Regions from separate parts of the Mus musculus genome. Here regions 1 and 2 are each linked to region 3. The links are chromatin loops, found by intact Hi-C in ENCODE. Cell type or tissue: heart. All regions are shown on one strand.

What was found. Hi-C counts contacts between places; a loop is a spot of excess contacts. Peaks named below come from ENCODE experiments on the same cell type or tissue, not always from the same donor. Only the 100,000 strongest peaks of a DNase experiment are listed, where the experiment ranks them.
Region 1: a loop joins it to region 3, with 2.9 times the contacts of the local background. A loop is called at or near these places in 8 of 42 quality-filtered maps.
Region 2: a loop joins it to region 3, with 7 times the contacts of the local background. A loop is called at or near these places in 18 of 42 quality-filtered maps.

Annotation. Positions count from the first base shown.
Region 1 is chr2:20,490,290-20,498,289 of GRCm38, forward strand. The region is part of intron 2 of Etl4 (enhancer trap locus 4); the gene reads left to right. Among named protein-coding and RNA genes, the nearest start is that of Gm17171, 160 kb to the left of the region's middle. In heart, CTCF peaks have their summits at 2,030 (motif pointing right) and 4,587 (motif pointing left); a DNase peak (open chromatin) is centred at 6,092.
Region 2 is chr2:20,272,955-20,280,954 of GRCm38, forward strand. Gm23970 (a small nuclear RNA gene) reads left to right here and starts at 7,565; the gene lies at 7,565-7,671. It also overlaps a transcript of Etl4 not described here. In heart, a CTCF peak has its summit at 3,355 (motif pointing right); no DNase peak of the experiment used is centred here.
Region 3 is chr2:20,661,693-20,669,692 of GRCm38, forward strand. It overlaps Etl4 (enhancer trap locus 4), which reads left to right. Exons shown (of 22, transcript NM_001081006.1): 4 at 206-404. Among named protein-coding and RNA genes, the nearest start is that of Arhgap21, 300 kb to the right of the region's middle. In heart, a CTCF peak has its summit at 4,469 (motif pointing left); no DNase peak of the experiment used is centred here; H3K27ac peaks cover 1,067 bases.

The DNA of each region.
Region 1 (8,000 bases), 170 kb before region 3:
AAAGCAGAAAAACACACAGATAACTGTGTTGGCTTAGGGTTAGGGCAGCCATGGGTTTTTAGGAATCAGTTTTCCATCTCTATGAAAGAACATATAGGAAAAATAAACTTAAAAAGAAGGCAGTTTGGTTGGGAGTGGTGCCTGCCTACAAAGAGGCAGAGGCCAGCCTAGATCACATGGTGAGACCCTGTCTTTAAAACAAAGATCTCACATTTTCACAGGTTTCCATGGGCCAAAGAAAGACAAGCATCATGACAAAGAACATGCATTGGACCAAGCCGCTCACCTCGTGGTTGCTGCGCAGTAGAGAGAAAAGGAGAAAGAAAAAGAGGGAGAGGGAGAAGGATGGAAGGGACCTAGGAACCAATGTACCAGCCTCCTCCTCTTCCTCCTACACTCTGCCTCCTGAACGTCCTACCACCTCCCTGCAGCACCATGGGCTGCTGACTGAGCTTTTAGCATAAGGGCCTCTGCAGCATATTTGAGATGCATGTCTAGCAGGAATGTTCCAGAATTAGGGCTCTAACTCTACCATTTCTACCTAGAGTTGGACTGCTACAATCCTCCCAGCCAACATGTGGGCCCGAGGAAGATAGAGGAGGAGGAGGAAAGGGAAGGGAATGCCCTATGGTTCTCAAGAAAAGATTAAGGGATGGGAAAATATGTTCTGATGGAAGGAAGTCTGTCCCTCTGGAAAGCCAAGGAAGGGGAAGTACTTTCTTTCCTGCCAAAGTGTTGAATCAATGAATAATTTGTTGTTTCTTTTAAAAAAAATATTTATTTTATGTATACATGTACACTGTTGCTGTCTTCAGATGCACCAGAAGAGGGCATCAGATCCTACTATAAATGGTTGTGAGCCACCATGTGGTGCTGGGAATTGAACTCAGGATCTCTGGAAAAGCAATCAGTGCTCTTAACTGCTAAGCCAACTCTCCAGCCCCTCAATGAATGATTTTTTTTTTTTTTTTTTTTTTGGTTTTTCGAGACAGGGTTTCTCTGTATAGCCCTGGCTGTCCTGGAGCTCACTTTGTAGACCAGGCTGGCCTCGAACTCAGAAATCCGCCTGCCTCTGCCTCCCGAGTGCTGGGATTAAAGGCGTGCGCCACCACGCCCGGCTCAATGAATGATTTTTAAGCTGTGACCATTTCATGCCTGTGTGCTTGACCCAGGTCATACTATGGCTTCAGCAACGGCTTCCAAAGGAAACCTGCTCTAATGTTTTCTTGTTATTATTTTGGAAGTTGGTGGTTGGTTGATTGGTTGATTGGTTGGTTGATTGATTTTTAAGAAAAGGTCTTACTATGTATCTCAGGCTGCTCCCAAACTCACAGAGATCTATCTGTGATCTATCTGACTCTCCAGTGCTAGGTTTAAAGACATGTATCACCACAATGGGCTAAGTTTTGATGGGGACTGGAGAGATGGCTCAGTGGGTAAGAGCACTGGCTGCTCTTCTGAAGGTCCTGAGTTCAAATCCCAGCCACCACATGTGGCTCACCAACATCTGTAATGAGAGCTGACTCCCTCTTCTGGAGTGTCTGAAGACAGCTACAATGTACTCACATATAACAAATAAATAAATCTTAAAAAAAAATAATCATCACTAGGACTGGCAAGATGGCTCAGTAGACAAAGGTGTTTGCCACCAACCTGATGACCTGAGTTCAGTCCCTGGAACCCTCACAGTAGAAGGAGAGAACTGGCTGTAGCAAATTTTCTTGTGTCCTCCACATGCTTGCTTACACACACACACACACACACACACACACACACACACATATGCACACACACACATGCATAAATAAATACAATTGTTTTTTTAAAAATCACTTTTAGGGGATGGCAAATAATTTGTCAAACGTCCTGCAAACATCTCCCCAGTTTGACCTTCTACACAGTTCCCAGCCAGGCCTCTTTCTCTTCACTGGATCCTCAGCACAGGCAACCTGTGCTGTTCACTCTGTTTTACATGTAAGTATTTTGCCTGTGTCTGTGCAAATGTACCATGTGGGTGCAATGCCTCTAGAGGCCAGAAGAGGGCAGCATATCCCGTCAGGCAGAGGCTATAAAAGGTTCTGAGTTATTGAGGGGTCACAAGGAACTGAACTTGTGTCCCTGGAATAGCAGGGACTCTTAACTTCTAAACCACCTTAATCTTCTGTTTCATTCTTTCTCCCCATTCCCACAATTCCCTTGAGACAGTATTTCTCTTTGTGTAGCCCTGGCTGTCCTACAACTTGCTTTGTAGACCAGCCTGGCCTCAAACTCACAGAGGTCCTCCTGCCTCTGCCACTCTAGTGTTGGGATTAAAGGGGTGCACCACCACGGCCTGGCTGCTGCTTACTGTTTTGCACACCTGTCCTTTCTCTCCTTGTGGCTAAAAGATTCCAAAGCTGATGCCTCCTGAGTCTCAGAGCCCTGTGAATCATAGATGTCAATTCTGGATTTTAGGGTACGTTCTGTCACTGTAGAAGGCAGAGGAAGACATTGGATACCTCTTAGGAAAATCAGAGGTTAAGTGGCAACCAACCTCTGAGCTCTCAGCTCTCGCTGCCACACAGTTCACATTTCTCCATCCCCAAATCAGGAAACGCCCCATTCGTTCCATTAAGCAGTATCTAAGACAACACCTAAGGCAAGCAGAGGTCTCAAACTGAAAGATGGGGAATAAGCATGGTTCTCCTCGCCGTTCCACCTCTAGCTGTGCGTGGACTGAGCTTCTCTAGAGAAAACTAGTCACCCTCTCCCCGAACTCTCTCCCAAGGCTGGCCTGGGTGCACCTTTCTCTTGCTACCTCAAGCTTGTGAAAGGTAAGAATCCGTATCACCAAGCATATTTTGCTACCCTAGGCTCTATCCATTAGGCACCAAAGAGCCTTATCCTGTTTTAAATGGAACACTGAACCAATTTCACAAATTCTTCCACGATGGCTTTGGGGCTGTGTACTGCCAGGTTCAAGGAATCCAGAGCCTGAGGAATGAGGCAGAAAGGTACCTGCCATGTCAAGGAGACTCGCTGAGTACTAACTGTTGGAATAAGAGATAAACATGTCTGTCAGGGCACCTTCCTCCAGAACATGGGCAAAAACAGACATGAGGTTTGGGTCAGAATACAAAGCAGAACTCAGAATATGACAGAGGAATATGCTTATTACATAATAGTCCTTAGGTCAGACACACTGCTGAAAGCCTGTCATCTGTAGGCACAGAGGACAAGGTCAGGGGTAACAAAATTGATCTAGGTTCTGTGTTCCCAGGCATCACTGTCTAGAATGGGAGTTTCGAGCCTTCTTTTCCCCTCCACTATGTTTGGACATCTAGAACGGTCCCTTCTCAAGGATGCTTCTCACCCATCCCTGTCTTAGTTAGGGTTCCATTGCTGTGAAGAGGCACCATGACCGGAGCAACTCTTATAAAGAAAAACATTTCATTGGTGCTGGATTACACGTTCAGAGGTTTAGTCCATTATCATCATGGCAGTGTCTGGGCCGACATAATGCTAGAGAGAGAACAGAGAGTTCTACATCCAGATCCACAGACAGCAAGAAGAGACAGACACTGGGCCAGGCTTGGGCATTTAAAACATCTTGAGCATTCGACACACTTCCTCCAACAGAGCCAGACCTACTCCAACAAGGCCACACATCCATATGCCACTCCCAAAGCATTCACATGTGGCTCTATGGGAACCATTCTCTTCCTGATGGGAGTCGGCCATCTCACATTCCACACATAGTTCCCTGGGGTCCCACAATGGCTGTGGCACAAGCTGCATTAACACTAGACAAGGAAGAAGCTCCCAAGCCAGACCTTCAGTACTGAGTGTGGTAACTGAGTGAAAAGTGAATGAAGAAAAACCATCCCAGGCTCAGGAGATGGAGAAAGCCCCAGCAGGGGAGAGACCTGGCCCACTTGAAGAGCAAGTGTCCTAATAACACATTCAAGTCAGGTATTGAGAACAGCAATAAAAATGACAAGTTCCAAGCTGGGTGTGGTAGCACTTGCTTGGAATCCCAGCACCTAGAAGGCAGAGGCAGGAGGATCTCAAGTTTCAAGTCTATCCTAGACTACATAGGGCGTTCAAACCAGACTATGTCTCAAGAAACCAAGCCAGACCAACAGACAGAAGACAAATTGCTCCCAAATTGGGATGCCTCTATATTAAAGTGTTTTTACTATTTTAACTTGGCATCTTATACTTTAAACTGAAGCAACCTTATTTGTCAGATGTGCATGCATCTGGTCCAGATGTGCATGCCTGGCCACAGGATGGATGTGTCTGGTGGTCAAAATACAGAGCATAGGTTGGAAACTCACAGGCGGCTGCTCAAAGAGGTGTTCAAGAGGTTTGGGGGACTTTTCTGAATATGCTCTGATTTTGCTTTAAGTTAAAACTTTTTTTAAAAAAGTCCCTGCTCAAAATGTGTATTTCAGATTGCCCAAAGAAGAAATTTTAATCCTATTCCCTGACCAAGAATTGTGAATTATTCATGAGGGGTTTGCTTCCTTACACGAGGAAGTTCATACCCAGAAGGGCAGTGGTTTCTTGCAGAGACGGTCTCCTGACTCTCCTGCCCTCTAGTGGTGAAATGCTGGTATGCCTATTTGAACGCCTGCTGCTTCACAGGGCTTTGTGGCCTCTGCCTCTCCTTCTCTATAACTGCAGGAAGTGAAATAATTGAAGATTCCAAGCATGGAGGTCCAGACCAACCCTAAGTCTAAAAGGCAGACTAAGAGTGTGGAAGTCCAGCACTGAGGTGTAAATGGTGTGTTGAGCCTCTGCTGCCTTCTGCTACTTTATGAGACTCTGGGAGTGAGCTGGGAAAATCTGGCTTGGGACCTGGAGGGTTAAATTTGCCCACACTTCAGTTTTGTTCATTTTATGAAACAAGTATTTCTGGAGTGCCTAGATGTCAGGCAGTGTGCAGGAAGCAGGGCTGTGGAGTCAAACCTGGGTCTGTACCAAAGGCAAACAGAACTCATGATTAGGCTTGAAAAATGTTAGAGCTATAAAGGATCTCTGAAAATAATGCTCTTCTAGTTGAGCTATGATTTCCAGGCCATGTACTTAATTTATAAGTTAACCATTTTATGGTTTTAGCATCTTTTTGATAAATGGCCATTGGGCTTCTTGTCAATGATCAATCAAAACTGCATACATTATGAAGTATGCTGTGTGAATGTCTGGAGGCATTCCTGACTTATGCATGGGGAGACACTGCAGATGTTAAATTTTCCCCCTTTTCCTGGAACTGGAGATGCTGAGTTGCTGATGTTGAGGGAACCAACAAAAACCCATCAGAACCATGAAGTTTTGGGGGAGGAATAAATAGGCCTATCTGTGATGAGACTTACCACACTAAATGGCTCAAAATTCACATGGCAGACTGCATAGATGGCTCATACTGAAAATTCCCCACTATAAGTCCCTGCTATAAGCATAAAGACCTAAGTTTGGCTGCCCATCACCCATGTGCAAACCTGGGTTGGTACCATGTATGCCCATATTCTCAGTGCTCCAGGCAGAGACAAGGGTTCACAGTGTTCACAGGGCAGGCAGGGTTTTTATATTGATTGATGAACCTTTCAGGTCATCCTTCCCATCACATCCCTGTTAGGTTCATTCTCTCTCTCTTTCTTTCTTTCTTTCTTTCTTTCTTTCTTTCTTTCTTTCTTTCTTTCTTTCAAGATTTATTTATTTTACTTGTATGAGTACACTGTAGCTGTCTTCAGACACACCACAAGAGGGCATCAGGTCCCATTACAGATGGTTGTGAGCCACCATGTGGTTGCTGGGCATTGAACTCAGGACCTCTGGAAGAGCACTCAGTGCTCTTAACCACTGAGCCATCTCTCCACCCCCCTGTTGGGTTCTTGCAGTTGCTCAGGATAGCGTTGCCAATTATTAAGTAAATATGGGAAAGCATAAATCTAATCCTTCCCTTCATTCCTTGTAAGTTTCCCCCTTGGTGTACCAGGTAGCACTGAGGTGACTACATCCCATTCTAAACTTGTCCCAAGCCAGTGCCATCAAGGTTTTTACAACCTGTTGTCAGCGAGTAATGTGTTTATCTGATTGCCAGGCTTCCTGCCCTCCCCTCCCCCATCTCTCAATTGTTTAGCTTTCTCTGGCTAATTCTCTGTGTGTGCTCAGGGTCAACTTAATTAGATTTTTGACCTCAACGGAGAAAAGAAATACCTTGGTTACAAAGGCCCATTGTTTGGGCTTTGAAAAGATTGCTAATGGGATAAAGGTGAGAAGCTCCAGCCTTAGTTAGCAGACTTAAGACACTTCAGACTAAGTTTCTAAGAAGTCCTACAGCCCTAACAGGCCTTACTTCCATAACGAAGCTAAGCACGCCTCACCCGGATCTATTCTGGGTGTTCCTCTTCCGCTTAGATTACCAAGGTCACTGCATTTTGTTTTCCAGAGCACTTCAGACGTTGAAGGGAGCCAATGTTGACTCCCAGTGCAGTAGAGAAGAGCTACCCACATCGCTGTATAGAAGCCATCTTGCTGTACTGTCCGGTCATGTTCCTATCACTTTGACCCAATAGCTTTCACCACATGTTGACATCTTTTCTAAGGATCATGACCAGTCCTTGGATGGTCTTGTTCTTTTCTTATGGCCGTGACTGATATAAGAGTTGTTATTGATCGACTTCATTTCACACACTTCTCCATGGCATCAGGCACAGCTCTCCTTTGCCTCTCACAGTACCCTCTGAGTTGGGTACTGTTGCTATTGTCACTCCAGAGGTAGGAAAATGGGACTATCTAACCCAAGTCTGTACTTATGGAAGCGGTGGCACAAGGGCTCAGGAGTGACCCGTCTTTGCAGTTGTTGACTTTTGGAGAAACATTAGTAGCTCATGATGGCTGGACGTCTGTTGCTCCTTAGCATTCACAGTAAGCTGCACTTATAATCTGTAGCTATTTCCAGACTGTCTCAAACTGCCAGCTCCCAATAATGACACAGAGTCTATTATTATTTGTTGTAGCTCAGGCACTGTCTTAGGCTATTTCCCAACTAGCTCTTATAACTTAATAACCCCGTCTATACTAGTCCACATTTGTCATGTGGCCTGTTACCTCTCACTGTCCCAGTATGTCCATCTTCTTCCATGTTTGGCTGCTGATTGTCCCGTACCTGATTCTTTCCCAGAGTTTCTGTCTCTGCCCAGAAGACCCGCCTCCCTTTCCTGTCCTGCTATTGGCCAACAGTTCTTTTTAAAGTCAAACCGAGAATGCCTTAGACAGGTGAGAAAGGATAGAGACATATCACACAGTGTACAAAAAGATTACCCCAACATTTAGAGCCTCAAGATTCAGTTTAATCTAACTATTTACTTCAAAGAGTCGAAATCAGTGTCACAGAGGTGTCTCTACAAGACACAGAATCAGCCTCCATGCCCATCAACAGAGGAGCTGATAAAGAAAATATGGTGTAAGTTCACAGTGAAGAATGTAGTTTCCCCTCCCCCAGCCTGAAACCTGCTTGCTCAGAGATATGGCATTGACTATTAATATACAAATTAAGGTTTGATTGTTCAGCATTTTAAAACACCATCTACAGCACACAACTAGATCATCTGTGCTGGAACAGGGGAAACTGTGTCTTAAGACTCCGCCCCACAGAAGCCAGTTGGGCCCACATGGGCCAACGATTGCCTGGGAGGATGAGAAAAATGACTTTACAATAACGTTTTTTCTGGCCAAAGAATTGTTTTGGGCACAACCAATTTTTAATTACCAATTAATAACAATTATAAAAGCTTTATTTTTTGTAGAAACTTTTGTAGTAAACTAAAACCCTAAGTAATAAAAGGATATTGTCTCTGAATCTTTTGGGTGAGAGCAAGGATTTAAGGTAAACTTTAAGAAGCATTAGTTAATAAAATACTTTTCACTTAGGAAACAATATACACTGAAAGATTAAAACTCTTGGCTTCTTGTATAGAAGCAGAAACAATAAAAATTTTCTTACATAATGTAAA
Region 2 (8,000 bases), 390 kb before region 3:
ATTGGGTATTTTCCTAATGTCTACTCAAAAGCTGTGCTCTGAAAATGCACATTCTGTGTCCATAGAAAAGTAAAGACCAGATCCTGTTCCTCCAGGGCACCCACATTGTTCTTAACACAAATGCTGCTCACTTTTGTGCTGAGAAGGTTGTCTCCCTGTAGTCTCGTTGGTGCTGGTTGTTCTGTTCTTTTAGGGAGACCATCATCTGTTGAGTATGCATCAGTGGTTTGCATCACTCTGAGCCAAGTGCTTCAGGGAAATAGAAAAGTACAAAACCAGACTTCTAGGGATCTTGCATAGAATTGGAACACATGTCTAAGAGATGGATGAGGACAAGGAGACATGTACCTGAAAGTCTGATATAGAACCTAGATGTACCTTCATATTTTCTCTATATTACACACGTAAAATGTGAATGGGTTTTAAATATAAATATATGGATAGACTAATATGTACCTAAACGTATATGTGTGTGAGTGCACACATATTAATATGAAAGTATGCCACTATTACAGGCCTATAAGGGAGAAAGAAAGCTACATTCTAGGGAAGGGGGTAGCATACATATGCACTTGACATTGGTAATACCCACCATATACTCCATCATTAGACAGGAAACGAATCTGTTGAGAGCAGGGCGGTTCATGGCAGGGGACAATTGGTTAGATATATTTTAGGTGAACAATAATACCAGGCTGAGCCCTTATGCTTATTAATTTACCAGAACAATCTGACTCATTAGCATCTGTGGTGGTTTAAATAAGAATGACCCACATAGGCTCAGATACTTGAATGCTTGGTTCCCAGTTGGTGGAACATTTGGGAAGGATTAGGAGGCCTTGTTGGAAGAGCTATATCACTGGGGACGAGTGCTGATGTTTCAAAAGTCCACACTATTCCCAGGTAAGTTTCTTTTCTCTGCCTTGTGTCTGTGAATCAACCTTAAGCTCTCAGCTGCTGCTCCAGCAACATGCCTGCTTGACTTTTACCATGTTTCCCAGTATATTGTTGCTGGACTTTAGCTCTCTAAAACCAAGAACACTGAATTAAGTGCTTTCATTAATAAGTTGACTTGGTCATGTTTTGCCATGGCAGTAACTCAGACATGATCCTATGATTAAGTGAATTCTTCATGGTAGAAAGTAGAGAAGATAAATTGCCCATTGACCCATTAAAATGACACAGAGCCGAGTTATTACCAAAATCCACCCTCAGCTTACATTGCTTTTCTAACTCTGCTTTATGAAGAAGTCTGTTCCAAAGACAGCACAGAAACAGCTAGAGTGTTTGGGGTTTGATCCTTATATGAATTTGTATGCCTTCTCTTTATTCTTCTCTCGCTGTGAAAACTACTTTGGCCAAAATGGACTAAGAAACACACTTGACAAAGGAAATCCTCTCTCGGTGGAGGATATGAAAATGGATCTCATGGAGCCACTAAGAAATAGAAATATCAAGGTTGGAACCTCCAGTCAGTGTACCACTCTGTCATGTGACTGATCCTGCCTGGCCCTGGGATAACCTTGAAAGATCATAAGTATCGCCTGAGAGGAATAGGAAAGGGAGGTGAGAGTGATCAGACAAAGTCACTGAAAGATGTGGCTTCAGCTGTGTACTGATCTAATGTTAACCACCCACTAGGATCAAAGAAGAACATTCTATATGTAAGGTATGCTTAGCATCAAGCAAGGCCAAGGCAACAACTTCCATCCTTATTGGAGATCTCCATGCAATGTGAGAAAGAGCATGCTCAACAAGGATGTTAGAAGAACTTTAGCTGTCATGATATGAAGGAAAAGCTTGATCAAGGCCACTATTGCCCCAACACCGTGAAGTTAGCCATCTTTATTAGCTTCTGAAAATGGATGTGGACAGTTTGGTTTGTGGCAGAGTCAGGTGGTATAGCCCTCTCTACTGAGCTCAAAATTCTAGCAGGGACATAAATTTAGTGCAAGAGGACCAACAAAATCTAGACCAACCTTGCCTACATTGCAGGACAATGGAATAAATGGTGTCCTAAGAGTCTCATGTCACCCTTCTTTGCTTGCATGTCATTTAAGATCTGCTAGCAGTCATTTTCCTCCGATGGACCTAGGTCTTCCTTATATTCTAGTATGTGCAAGCTCAAAACATAGGAAACCCCAAAAATTCTGATAAGGTGACCTCTTCTCTCTTCTATGAAATTCCCCAGCCCACACCCCAGTGAGAACTGCCACTAGACATGTCATTTCAGACTCTCCCAATCAGGTTTGTCCATCTATAACCCACCTCTTCTGTGTGCTGAGAAGGCCATATCTTCTGTGTCCTGAGAAGGGCATATCTTCTGTATGCTGAGAAGGGCATATCTGCTGTGTGCTGAGAAGGGCATGTCTTCTGTGTGCTGAGAAGGGCATGTCTTCTGTGTGCTGAGAAGGGCATATATTCTGTGTGCTGAGAAGGGCATATCCTCTGTGTGCTGAGAAGGGCATATCCTCTGTGTGCTGAGAAGGGCATATCCTCTGTGTGCTGAGAAGGGCATATCCTCTGTGTGCTGAGAAGGGCATATCCTCTGTGTGCTGAGAAGGGCATATCCTCTGTGTGCTGAGAAGGGCATATCTTCTGTGTGCTGAGAAGGGCATGTCTTCTGTGTGCTGAGAAGGGCATGTCTTCTGTGTGCTGAGAAGGGCATATCCTCTGAGTCTTCGCAATCCCAGTTTGTCTCAGAAGCTTCCGGAGAATTAAGAAATGATCCTGAAATTCAAGCCTCTCCTGTGTCTCCCTGCACAACGCAGAGACATAGACAGCAAGTCTCACCAATCTTCAGCTCATGGGTGAAGGAAAGAGAAGATTTGTGAGCTATAAGTTACCACTGGTCTAACCTAGCAGTGAGTGGGACACCTTCCTGACCTATTAGGATTTTGTAATTCATTTTATTTTAATCCATTTCTTGATTTCTAAGCCATAAATTCAATGCTTCAAAGCTAATGACTTCAATGACCTTTGACTTTTCATTTGACCCCCATTTTTAGCATCAAGGTTGAGGTGCTAATGTGTGTGAGTCTGAGATGGGTTAGATGACTGTGGGTGAAAGTCATCAAGTACAGTTGACACACTCACATTATTAGTTCTTAGGGCAACTCCATGCCAGTGAGCCTGTGGAGAAAACCTCATTGGAATCTTGACATCCTTCTTATAAGTAACTTGCCTTCTTCCCTGATACTCAAGTCATGCCCTGGACAAATAACACCGATAGGAGGACATCTGAATGTTGAGGAAAATGAGTTTCTGCTGTTCTACATCCATATACCACTGCCTAAACCAAGTTCACATCCAGGCTTGGTACTCAGATTAAGAGAAATTCCAGAGCACAGTTAAACATGGCACCACCAGGGGGCAGTATAAAGTTGTGTCCACTAATCATTTGACCAAAGTAAAATTCAAACCTCACAGCCTGTCTTGCAGGAGACCCTCATTAAAGCCCATAGACACCATTGGTACTTCCAAACAGTAGAGAAAGCTCATTAAAGCCCATAGACAGCATTCGTACTTCCAAACAGTAGAGAAAGTTAGTAGCTCTGGAGACCACCACACTCCATTCATTGCAACACAGATTTCCTCCTCGACCAAATTCAGTTCCAAAGGAGCCTGCCCTCGTTTATTTGTTTACTTTTATTTATTGTCTAAGATGACTAAATAGATGATTTCTAACTATGTAATATCCCTGTCCTAAGCTATAAAATTTTTAAGCAAAATTTTGATTTTCTGTTTCAGAATTCTGCCTCTAATCTGTATTATTATTTTTAAAGGTACCCAGGGGCAACAGGGACACAGTGACAGCCACATGACTTTTGTTCAGTTCTTGCCATGTATCAAGCCTTTGGAAACAGGGGTCCAGAGGTAATTCCGGGATTCTGTGAGCTTACAATCCTCCAGGGACCCTAAGAAATGACAGAGAAGTCAATGCCCCGGTCCTTGGAAGCCCAGCAAGGAAAGACCTAGTCAGCTTCAAACATGGGAAAAAGAAACCATAGAATTGTTTTTGCAAACAGGCGCAGCTCTTGTAAGCTAATGTCCTCAGGATCTCTGGATTTGGGGTGAAAGCCTGAGTCAGTTTTCTACTTTGTCAGTTCCATCACTGTCGAGTAGGGCATGGCATGTGCTTATCACAAGAGCAGTGCAGTCTGAGTTAATGACTGCCCATTAGGAAGAAAGATGTTCCCCTTGTGCTAGAATTTTCATAACTTCCTTAATATTTTCTCTGGGTGATTTCACAAATAGATGCAACATGAGGGTAGACACAAGTGAGCAACCAAGGTAGACATGCTGAGAAGTTTAGAAGAGTGTTAACTGTTTAGACTGAAGCAGCAATGCAATGATGTCACCATGTTATGAACCAGGCACTGCCTCCTTATCTAATGTGCCCGTATTCTAATTTATTCTAGTTAGCTAAACAGAAAAACAGCCCATATTTTTTGGAAAGGTTTAGGTAGGCATTTGCAGACTTTGAATCCTGATTCGTGGTTTGTTATTGACTTTGGAAAAGTCATTAAAGCTCTTGTTTCTTATTTCTCTTGAGTAAAATAAAAGCCATAAAATGGACCATCTCCGTGGGATGCTGAGATGAATGTCAGGAATGAAAGAAATAGAAATATATTTCACAAATGCAGATTAGAATTGAAATGCTGAAGCTGAGCCCCAGCAAAGAGCCAGGCATCCGGTCTTACAGAGGAGTAGCATGACCCTCTGACCACTTCCATCTTCAGTGTATTTATGCAAACCCCAAGGACATCATCCAGACACTGTCAGCTTTAAACCAAGCTGACACACAGTCTTTACAGGCAAGGAGGAAATAACATGTTCTTTTTGTATTCTTCAGGATGAGGGGATAGCTAAAGTTCATCAAACTGATGATGAAAACGAGGGGTTTAGAGACAAAAGGAGCAGCCTGGATTTATTACATAGGAAGAAAGTCGTGTCCCTGTGTGTGAAGGGAAACACTGTAAGCACGAGTCCTCTGTAGTCTCCATAACATGAAAGCAAAAGTTAGTCTGCTTGTGTTTATTTATTGACACAGAGTTTCACTGTGTAGCCCTGGCCAGCCTGGAACTTGCTATGTAGACCATGCTCGTCTTGAATTCATAGAGATCCTCACCTCCACCTTTCTCTGCCAGAATTAAGGCCATGACCCATCACTCCTGGCCAGCTAATTTATAATGTAATGTACACTAACACCTGTCGTAGTGCCCAGCCAAGTGGCCATAAAGCAAATAATTCGTTAAAATCATGGTGGAGCTGTATCAGGTGGTTGGCTTGAAACTGCTAATCATAAAAACAAAAGTCCTTTAAAAACTGCATATACTGTAAAGTTCCATTATAAAATAATCACAATATAGAGATAATTCATTTTAAATCTCAACTCATGACAACATTTTAAAAATTTTCAAGAGTGAGCTAGTTATGGAGGCACATGCTGATAGCATGCACTGAAGAGGCAGAGACAGGACGATTACAGATTTGAGGTAAGTCTGAACTAACTTGTAGGGGCTTGGGAGATGAAATAACAGATAAAAAAACATTTGCTGAACACACAGGAGGACTAGTTTGACTCCCCAGCACCAATGTAAATGTCAGATGGTCTTGGCAGGATGCCTGTAGTCCCAGCCTGTAGAAGATAGAGATGGGGTCCCCCCAACAAGCTGTCCGGCACAGCTGGCTGAATTGGCAAGCTCTAAATTCCAGTGCAGAGAAAGTAAGGAAGACACCAGACAACCTCTGGCACCCTCCTTGTATATGTATGTGCCAATGGGTTTGCAAACACACACACATACATACATGCACGGATATGACAAATGTGTACTAAGGTCAACAAAATAATTTTTCGAGACTAGGACTCTGTCAATGTGAATTTTAACTTTGATGTGTGTTGTGTCTAGAGGCCAGGCTTTACCCCAAGCCTGAGTGCACAGAAAGTAATGGCAGTTACAACATAGTATTTCAGCTTAACTGAAGGCAAGATTTGATGCCAATGAACGAGAACCCCAGTTACTCCTTAGAAGCCCAGGCTGTCTGAGACCTGAAAAACAGCAGAGTCCAAGGCTCTTTCACGATAGAGAAGCTATGTTTGAGGCTCCTATCAAATCATATAGTTCTACTGTGAAACAAAAACAAATAAAAAGTGCCTGGGCTGTCTCTGTTTGCAGAAAGTGTATATTCTCCCAGATTACCGTAAGTCCCCAAAAGCGATTGTGAAGAGGAAAATAAAAAAGATTACCACTCAGTAGAAAACACTAGATTAAAGAAAGCTATTTCAATAGCTGTATTTGTTGGTTTGAACCCACATTCAATAAAGACCTTTACTAATCATCTCTTTTAGCTACTTTGGATAACTCATATCTGATGAAAAATAATACCTGAAATCTTGGGTGAAGTGCAGGTTGCTCTCCTATGTAATTAACTTGTTTGGAAGTTCATATTTACTGCAAAAAATCATTTGTGGTGGGTAGTGACAAAGAGAAGCACAGGCTGGATGGCTGCAGGAGGACATTTGCTGAATGAGACACCTCTGCCATACCTCTTTTCCTCAATGGAATTCACGTATATATTTACACGGAAGTCCACATACACAGAGTTACCAGTTTCAAACCCTTGGTTGTCTGATGCCATTTTGGTGGTGGTCTACACTCAGAAGAAAGTAAAGCTTCAGCTATCAGCAGCCATGGGTCTTCCTCCAAGGACTGTGTTTGGGGGCCCAGTTTCTCTTTCAACCTTGTTTTATGCTCACAATAGTAAGGGATATGGGGAAAGCATCGTGGGCTCGAACCTGGAGTGGATTCTTACTTGGGAATATTGGCTGCAGGTGTTTACAGCTCCCTGGAGCTGGAAGAGAAGGGGACAAGGTTGTTTTCTTTTCTAAAAACAGCCTCTCTCCCCATATTCTGGAACCTGTTCATGTCATTGCCCCTGGAACGTCTTTCTAGCGATTTCTATTGTTTCTGTTTTTATTTTCCTTTCCTTTCTTTCAAACATGAGTAAAATCATGTACATTTTAAAAGAAAGGGGTAAAAGGTTCAAAAGAGGTCAAAGACCTCAAATGCAGTCTTCCCCAGGAATCTTTATCTCCTAGTGATGTATTTGGCTTTCATGAACCTTATGGCTGGACTCTATCCCTGAATTATCCTTATTTCCCAAAATGTAATTCAATGAAATTAAATGTTGGTGCAGAAAAGAATCGCAGGAGATTTTCTGGTCTTTAAAATCTCGGGCACTCTGTGACCATGTGTGTTTTCCCCCAAACAATTGTTTTTAGCCCCCCCCCCCTTTCTCTTCCATCTCTCTCTGGGGCCCAGTGCCAATGTGAGCACAAGCAAGGCCAGTGGAGAGTGGCAATGTTGCAGTTTCTGGAGTGAATCTCTGTGTTGTAGACAAAGTGTCTATAGCCTGGGTTTTAGAAAGAGAAAGCTGGGCCTTGGAATAAATCTTCAAGGATTTCTGCACATTCTCGGGTCCTTCCACCATGTGGGACACTTAAACACTATTTGCTTTCTTAAGACACTCCGCTCTGATTTTAATTATAAACAACAAGGGGGTGCTTGCTTCAGCAGCACATACACTAAAATTGGAACAATACAGAAAAAATTAACATGACCCCTGCACAAGAATGACAAGCAAATGCATGAAGCATTCCATATTCTTTAGACCATTGGGACTCTGAGAGACTGAACCACCAACCAAAGAATATACACAGGCTGTACCTAAGCCTTCCCACACATATGGAGCAGATGTGCAGCTTGGTCTTCATGTGGGTCCTGAACAACTGTAATGGGGGCTATCCTAAAAACTATTGCCCAAATGTGGATATGTTCTTCTAGCGGTGATGCCTTGTTTAGCCTCAGTGAGAGCGGATGCACATACCCTTCCAGACTTGATGTGCCAGGTTGGGGGATGCCCATGGGGGTCCCCACCCACTCAGAGGAGAAGAGGAGGGGGAATAGAGGAAGGATTGTGAGAGGGGGGTGATCAGG
Region 3 (8,000 bases):
TGATTATAATCAGTAGTGGGGTCATCAAGGACATTTTTCTCTAGGGATGTATATCCTACTGACTCCCAGAATGATCCTTATGGTGGTTTTCTTCCTGCCCAGAGCTGGCATTGACAATATCATGGCGATAATAAATTCATATTAATAAATAATAAATAATTCTTTCTTGTAGCAATAACACTTTCTTTTAAAATATCTTTTGCAGACAAAAAGTCCCAAGCTGTCCCACAGTCCTCAACCTCCCAATTTGGGGGATCCGGTTGAACATTTATCAGAGACATCTGGTGACTCTTTGGAAGCCATGTCCGAGGGAGAAGTACCGAGTCCTTTCGCCAGAGGCAGTCGTACTCGCGCGAGCCTTCCCGTGGTGAGGTCGGCCAATCAAACAAAGGAAAGATCCCTGGGTAAGCTTCAAAAGGCAGGACATGCCTTTATCTGACTGCTTGTACATGTTTTTATGCTTCTGAGCATTTGCCCTTGGACTCAGGTATCAGTTTAATCTTACTCTGCAACTGCTGACCCTAGAAGACTTCGATGGTTTAATAGTGTGTTAGTTTTCCATCACTGACAGTTACCCTACATATTGTTGCATAAGGCAGAAAGATTTATTTTGGTTCACTGTTTTAAAGATTTTAGTCCATGTTTGCCTGGCTCTGTTGCTTCCCTTATGGGCCTGTGGGAAGACAGTAATTATGGAGGAGCAAAATGGCTCACTTCAGAGCAGGAAGGATGCTCTCGTTCCCTAATCTACTGTTTTATTCCTATGGGAGAACAGACATTATGATGGAGTATGTGGTAGTACAGAGCTATGGTTAGGATGAAGATAGGGAAAGGAAGGGCCAAGGGTCTCCAGTTATCTTTCTTTCATGTGGCTCCACTGTCCCAGGGTGCCATCGCCTCCTAGAATTGGTGCAGGCTGGTAGACAAGTCCTTTACCCATAGGCCTTTGTGAGGACTTTTAAGATCCAAAGAAAATGAATATCAAGTTATGCAGGATAATTTTATGACCACCTGACACAAGCTAGAGTCACTGGAGAGGAGAGAGTCTCAATTGAGAAAATGCCTCTATACAATGAGGCTGTGAGCAAGCCTATGGGACATTTTCTTAGTTATTGATGCAGGAGGTCTCATGCCATTATGGGTGGTACTGCCTCTGGGCTGGTGGTTCTGGGTTCTATAAGGAAGCAGGAAGCAGGTTGATAAAGTCATGCGGAGCGATCCAGCAAGCAGCACCCTTCTCTGGCCTCTGCATCAGCTGCTGCCCCCAGGTTCCTGCCCTATTTGAATTCCTGTCCTGACTTCATTCCATGATGAACAATGATGTGGAAGTGTAAGCCGACTAAACCCTGTCTGTCCCAACTTGCTTTGGTCAGGGTGTTTCATCACAACAGTAGTAACCATGACTAAATACACTTGTGTTAACTCTTGCTGAAGTCCAGACTGCTTCTGAGGCTGGGCTCACTCTGAATTGTCTAGTACTTTCTACTTTAGCCATCACACTGGGAGAGCTTTCCAGTTTCCTAGACAAAGGAATAACCAAGGGGTAAAATAGTAGGAGCCCATCCTGGCCCCACAGACCACACACCCCAGTCAGCCCCAGAAGGTACAGTGATTAGGTCATGAACCCTGAGAGGAGGCTTTTCTCAGCCTCTCTGGCCGTGCCAGGCTCCTCTCTCCTCCTAGTTTGAGGACATAAATGAGGACCTTCTCAGGTGTGGGGCATATCTTTCCTTCTAATCAGTTTTACCAAGAGGTAAAAGCTCTCTTTTTTCCTTTACCTCAGCTATTTGTCCCCTGAATTAGAAGTTCACTTTTTATCGTCTGTTGCATTTCTCACCCCATGTTCAGAACATGCAGATTACAGAGTGTAGATCTCCTTGCCCTCTGTGCTAGTGTTTTGTGTACTGTGTTCCAACTTTTTAAGGATTTCACGTAATACTACTTGTGTTTGCAGCCAGGTGGAGTCAGGAGAAGAGGGGATAAGATGAGAGGTCAATGCAGAAAACAACTGAATTCTGCACATCACACCTAGCAAACTGTTGTTAGAAGTATAAGGAGAAGATAGGTGTGAATGGTGCCTTGATTTTGCTTCCTTGTTGCAGATAATATCCAGAGCAGACTGGGTTCAGATGCCATTCTGGCTATTCAGACAAACCCTAGCCCAAACAAAAAATGCTATATTATTTGTATGGTTTCAGACATTACATTAGCTATCTTAAAAGGCACAATGTTGCTTATGTTAACAATACTACTACTATTTTTAAATTTTTTAGCCATCTATGTTTATTGTTGTTTGGTATTGTCTTTAATTGTCTGTGTGTATATGTGTGTGAGGGATATACATGTGAGTGTGGGTGCCCACACGCCATGGCATGTAGGAGGAGGTCAGAAGATAACCTTTCTACCTTGTTTTAGAGGCAGAGTCTTGTTTGTGCTGGGCCGAGTATTGCTGAATTGAACATTCCAGGCAGGCTGACCCTAGTTCTCTGGGCAAGCTCTCATCTCACTGTAAGAGTGCTAGGATCAGGGTTGGAGAGATGGCTCAGTCGTTAAGAGCACTGGCTGCTCTTCCAGAGGTCCTGAGTTCAAATCCCAGCAACCACATGGTGGCGCACAACCATCTGTAATGGATCTGATGTCCTCTTCTGGTGAGTCTGAAGTCAGCTACAATGTTCTCATATTATTTATTAATAAGTCTTTATAAAATGTTTCTTTAAAAAATATTTAAAAAAAGAAAAGAAGAGAAAAGAAGAGGGAAGAGTGCTGGGATTGTAGACGCCTGCCACCCACCACATGGGGTTTTATGTGAGTTCTGAGAATTGAACCCGGGCCATCAGGCTTGCAACTTTTTTCAACTTGTGGAGTCATCTCTCTAGCCTTTCCTTCATTTGCTTTCTAACTGGACACGTATATAAGGTTCAGTGTGGAGTATGCTAATGTAAATGGCGTATGTATGTAAAAGATACTTTCTGATCAAGTAAGGACACCTACCATTTTATTATTTCATCTCCAATTAAATCTTAAACTAAGATCTAATAATTCCATGTACTTTGGGGGTACATTGTGATGTCACAAGTACACAGAGGGTCCTGATGCATTGGGGTGATTAACATTTCTATTGTCTTCTTATCAGCATTCCTGTTATTCATAAGACATAATCATTATTGTAAAATACAGACCATTTGTGGCTTTGCACTCCATGCTGGCGAGAGGCTCTATTGAAGTCTCTGCTGCTCCAATCTTACTGTATGTGCTTAGCAGCAGCAAGCACTCAGTATCATTTTTTAACACTGAATTTCAAGCTGGGTGTGATCATGCATACTGGAAATCCCAGTAGTTGTGAAGCTAAGTCGGAAAGATTTTTTGAGTGTGAGGTAAGAGTGACTTACAGAGTAAATTTGAAATCAGCTTGGACTGTGTTGGACCTGGCTGTCCTAGAACTAACTAACTAGCTCTATAGACCAGGCTGGATTTGGACTCACAAAGATCCACCTGCCTCTGCCTCCTGTGTGCTGGGATTAAAGGCATGTGCCATCACCACCGGAAGAAGAACATAGGGAATGCTCTCTCTCTCTCTCTCTGTGTGTGTGTGTGTGTGTGTGTGTGTGTGTGTGTGTGTGTGTGTGTTTCTCTAGCCTGGCAGTTAAGTCACAGAATCAGGACGTATGAACCCCAGATCTCACTCATTAGCTGCATCTTCCAGTGTTATCTCTGGGACCCCAGGGACTAGCATACAACTTGGGAGAACACTGCTCAGGACAGGGGGAAGACAGACAGAGCCTTCCTACTGTCACCAGCCTGCAGCTTCCATGTGGGTTAAAGAGCACTGTGCTCTTTTAGCCACAGTCATCCCTGAGGCAAGAGCCAGGCTGGCAGTGGAATTTCTCCTTTGTGCTTTGCAGGAAATGGGGTGGGTTGGGGATGTCAGGTCTCTGTGAAGATTCCCCCCCCCCCCCCCCCCCGCCTGTTTTGCCAAATAAAGTAAAGATAAGAAACTCCTGTGTGCCTCCCCTATCTATCCCTGGGAACGGAGCCTGTTGGATAATGGACCCTTTGTCTTCAAGGGAGGAATTTCCTTCGGCTGTCAGGGCAGCTGGCCTTGCAGGTGGATACCTGCCCTGCAGGGGAACCCCTCCTCCCGGAGAGAGAGAAGAGGCTAACAAAGTCTTGCTTAAGGGATTACTGAGTGAACATTTGTGGTTCCCTGTGCTTGTGAAAACTGCTCAGCCTCAGTCTAAAGCCAGTTTTTCTTCAGAGTGCCTATAAACCCATAGTCAAGAGGTTCAATCCGTTACCTAGTGAATTCAACTAGCATAGAATTTTCCAACTTCTGGAGAGAAACAAAAGGACTCAGGAAGAGGAGAGGACAGGAGATGAGAGACATAAGAAGTTGGTCAAAAGAGAGGCTGTGGCCTCAGAAAATGAGGGCTTTTGGGTCAGCAATGTTACTGCTGCCCTCGACTTCCTCCTTGTGGCCAATTTAGGAATTTCCTCTGGGATGCACCTAGTGCCCAGGGTACAATTGACTGGGGTTGCTGAGCCTATGGAATGGAGGGAAAATCTGAGTCACCAGGAGCCTGCACATGCACTCTCCTTTCCAAGGTCCTTACTCAGCCTTGCCTTGATTAAAGAAATCCCCTTGTGTCTGGTCTTATTTAACACAAGATGCACAGAAGCACAGTCCCGAGTCCCAGTACAGAGGACTACAAGTGTAGCTGTTATACCCACCCCTCCCACCCCCACCTCCACCCCAGCCTCAGAGTCATGGCCTTGTAAGTAAGCCCTTGTTGGTGCTGTTTGGAAGCGCTGTGTGTCTTTGAGTATCTCTGTGTTGTCATATTGGTCAGAATTGATGGGGGGGGGGGGCGTTTTCAAGACAGGGTTTCTCTGTGTAGCCCTGGCTGTCCTGGAGCTCACTCTGTAGACCAGGCTGGCCTCAAACTCAGAAATCCGCCTGCCTCTGCCTCCCGTGTGCTGGGATTAAAGGCATGCGTGCCGGCTAGAGTTGAAAATTTTAATGAATCCGCCTAACATATTATCAGTTAGATCAGCAGTTCTCAACCTGTGGGTAGCACCCACAGGAAAACACATGTTTCTGATGGTCCTAGGAATTCAGGTACCGCTCAGCAGCAACAATTACAGTTATGAAGTAGGAATGAAAATAATTTATGGCATGGGGTCACCACAACATGAGGAGCTGTATTAAAAAGTTGCAGCAGTAGGACAGTTGAGAGCTACTGATACAAATGCATCAGTTTGTCCATTACCTTGATCTTTATTTTTTATTTATTTATTTTTTTCCTGAGACAGGGTTTCTCTGTATATCCCTGGCTGTCCTGGAACTCATTTTGTAGACTAGGCTGGCCTCGAACTCAGAAATCTGCCTACCTCTGCCTCTCGAGTGCTGGGATTAAAGGCGTGCGCCACCACACCTGGCTATAATTTTTATCATCTGTTCATTTTAGGCCAGGAATAGTGGCCCACCTGATAGCCCTGCCCTGCCATGTCAATACCACTGACAGCACCTGGCTGCTGCTAGAGCGTACTGTTGGTTTTATGCATGCTCTTAGATCAGACAGGCAGTGAGGAGAAGTCACCATTGTACATAATAGAAAGTATTTTCTCTGCCCCAAAGATGTTCTGTAGTCTGCCCATTTAACCTTCATTCCTCACCAACTCCTGACCACAAGTGAGCTTTCCTTTCACTGTTGTTAGAGTTTGATTTTTCTAGGACATCCTACATTAAGAATGAGACAACTGGGGTTGGTGAGATGGCTCAGTGGGCAAGAGCACCCGACTGCTCTTCCGAAGGTCCGAAGTTCAAATCCCAGCAACCGCATGGTGGCTCACAACCACCTGTAATGAGATCTGACGCCCTCTTCTGGTGTATCTGAAGCTACAGTGTACTTACAAGTAATAAATAAATAAATAAATAAGTCTTTAAAAAAAAAAAAAAGAATGAGACAACTTAGCTGGGCAGTGATGGCGCACGCCTTTAATCTCAGCACTCGGGAGGAAGAGACAGGCGGATTTCTGAGTTCGAGGCCAACCTGGTCTACAGAATGAGTTTCAGGACAGCTGGGACTACACAGAGAAATCCTGTCTCAAAAAACAAAAAAATAAATAAAAAGAGACACTTTGGCCCTTTCAGATTAATAGTGGAGTAATACACATTTAACTTTCTTCCATGTCTTTTTGCTACTGGTAGTTAATTTCCCTTTAGCACTAAATAATATCCCATCATCTAGATCAGTCAGTTTATCCATATTCACCCTCTGTGATGGTTTGAATATGCTTGGCCCAGGGATTGGCTCTATTAGGAGGTGTGGCTTTACTGGAGTAGGTGTGTCACTGTGGGCATCGACTTTAAGACCTTCATCCTAGCTGCCTGAAATCGAGTCTTCTCCAAGCTGCCTTCAGAACAAGAGGTGGAACTCAGCTCCTCCTGCACCATGCCTGTCTGGATGCTGCCATGCTCCCACCTTGATGATAATGGATTGAACCTGTAAACCAGCCCCAATTAAACGTTGTATTTTGTAAGAGATGCCTTGGTTGTGATGTCTGTATACAGCAGTAAGATCCAAACTAAGACACCCTCTGATAAACATCTTTGTTGATTTCAAGTTTGGATAGTTATAAATAGAATAAAGCTGCTGATGAAAAAGTATAATGTAAAAGCAAAGTTCTAGGCCTTTAGGCCCAGGCTTGAGAATGTGACCTTTGTGACTCAATGTTCCAAGGTATGCTAATCATAAAACAGATTGCTACATTCCTTCACCCACCCGCTTCCTGGGTTCAAGGAGTGTTCATTCAAAGAAAGTCACCCTGACCCACCCTGACCTTTGCTGGAACCCTCTATGCAAATGTGCTATTGTTAGGGGCTCTTAGAAACTGCCTTGAGAAATAACCCGCACAATTACCAGGTATTCCTTGTGACTCTTGTGACTTTGCACTTCCTTGTGACTCTTAACTGGTATTTTTGGTATTTTCCAACAACACCCTCCCCACCTCCTTGAGTTGTGGTTTCTTTCTTTAATACCCCCTTACCGAGCTACTTGGGGTGCCATGGTCCTCTACCCCTGCGTGGTGTATGACGGTGGGTCCGAGAGTGCTCTTGAAATAAAAGTCCTCTTGCAGTTTGCGGCGAGACCATTTCTCGTGAGTGATTTGGGGTGTTGCCCCTCCTGAGTCAGAACGTGGGGGAGTCCTCACGTTGTGGGTCTTTCATTGAGAACATCTGTGTGTAGGCTTCTTTGAATAAATTCCAGATAGCAGGATTATAGATCATATGAGGAGGTTTTTTAATTCGGCTTCATTGTAGATCCCTTTAAGGGTAACTCTTATAGGGTTTATTTTTATGTCTGTATGTACACACACTTGCACCTGAATGCAGATGCCTGCAGAGGCCAGAAGAGTGTCAGATTCCTGGGGCTGAAGCTGTAGATCATTGTGAGTCACCCAGTATGGCTACTGAGAACCACGTCCAAGCCCTCTGCAAGAGCAGGTGTAAGACCCGAAGAGCCTTACATCCAGGATGTCCCACTCACAGAAACACAGAGATGGAGATCGATACAACAAGCTAGAGGTTTATTGATCCAGTGCGCTGGGACTGTCCTGCAACCAGGAATCTCCTAAGCACACACTTTTTATACAGTTTAAGGGTAGACTTAGGTAACAACTTGAGTTGGTTTAAGCCCATTGTTGGCCTATGCTGACCTTTTCATTCCCCCCTTTAGAAATGGTAATTAGCCTCTCCCTTCCGGAGGGGCAATTGTTTCAAGACCTTCCCAAAGTTCCTAAGCAGCATTGATGGCCCCAGGTGAGGTGAAGTCTTAGTCACCAGAAGAGGGAACTAAAACCTTTTTGGTTGTTACCTGCATCTGCCTCTGTAGGTCGGGGCTTCCTTGTAAAGCTTGTTTTGCTGCTTCATTCCGGAAAGGGAGTGTTCAGCACAACCTTTTAGCGGAAGATCCCCAGTGTGCAATTCTAGCAAGGTATTT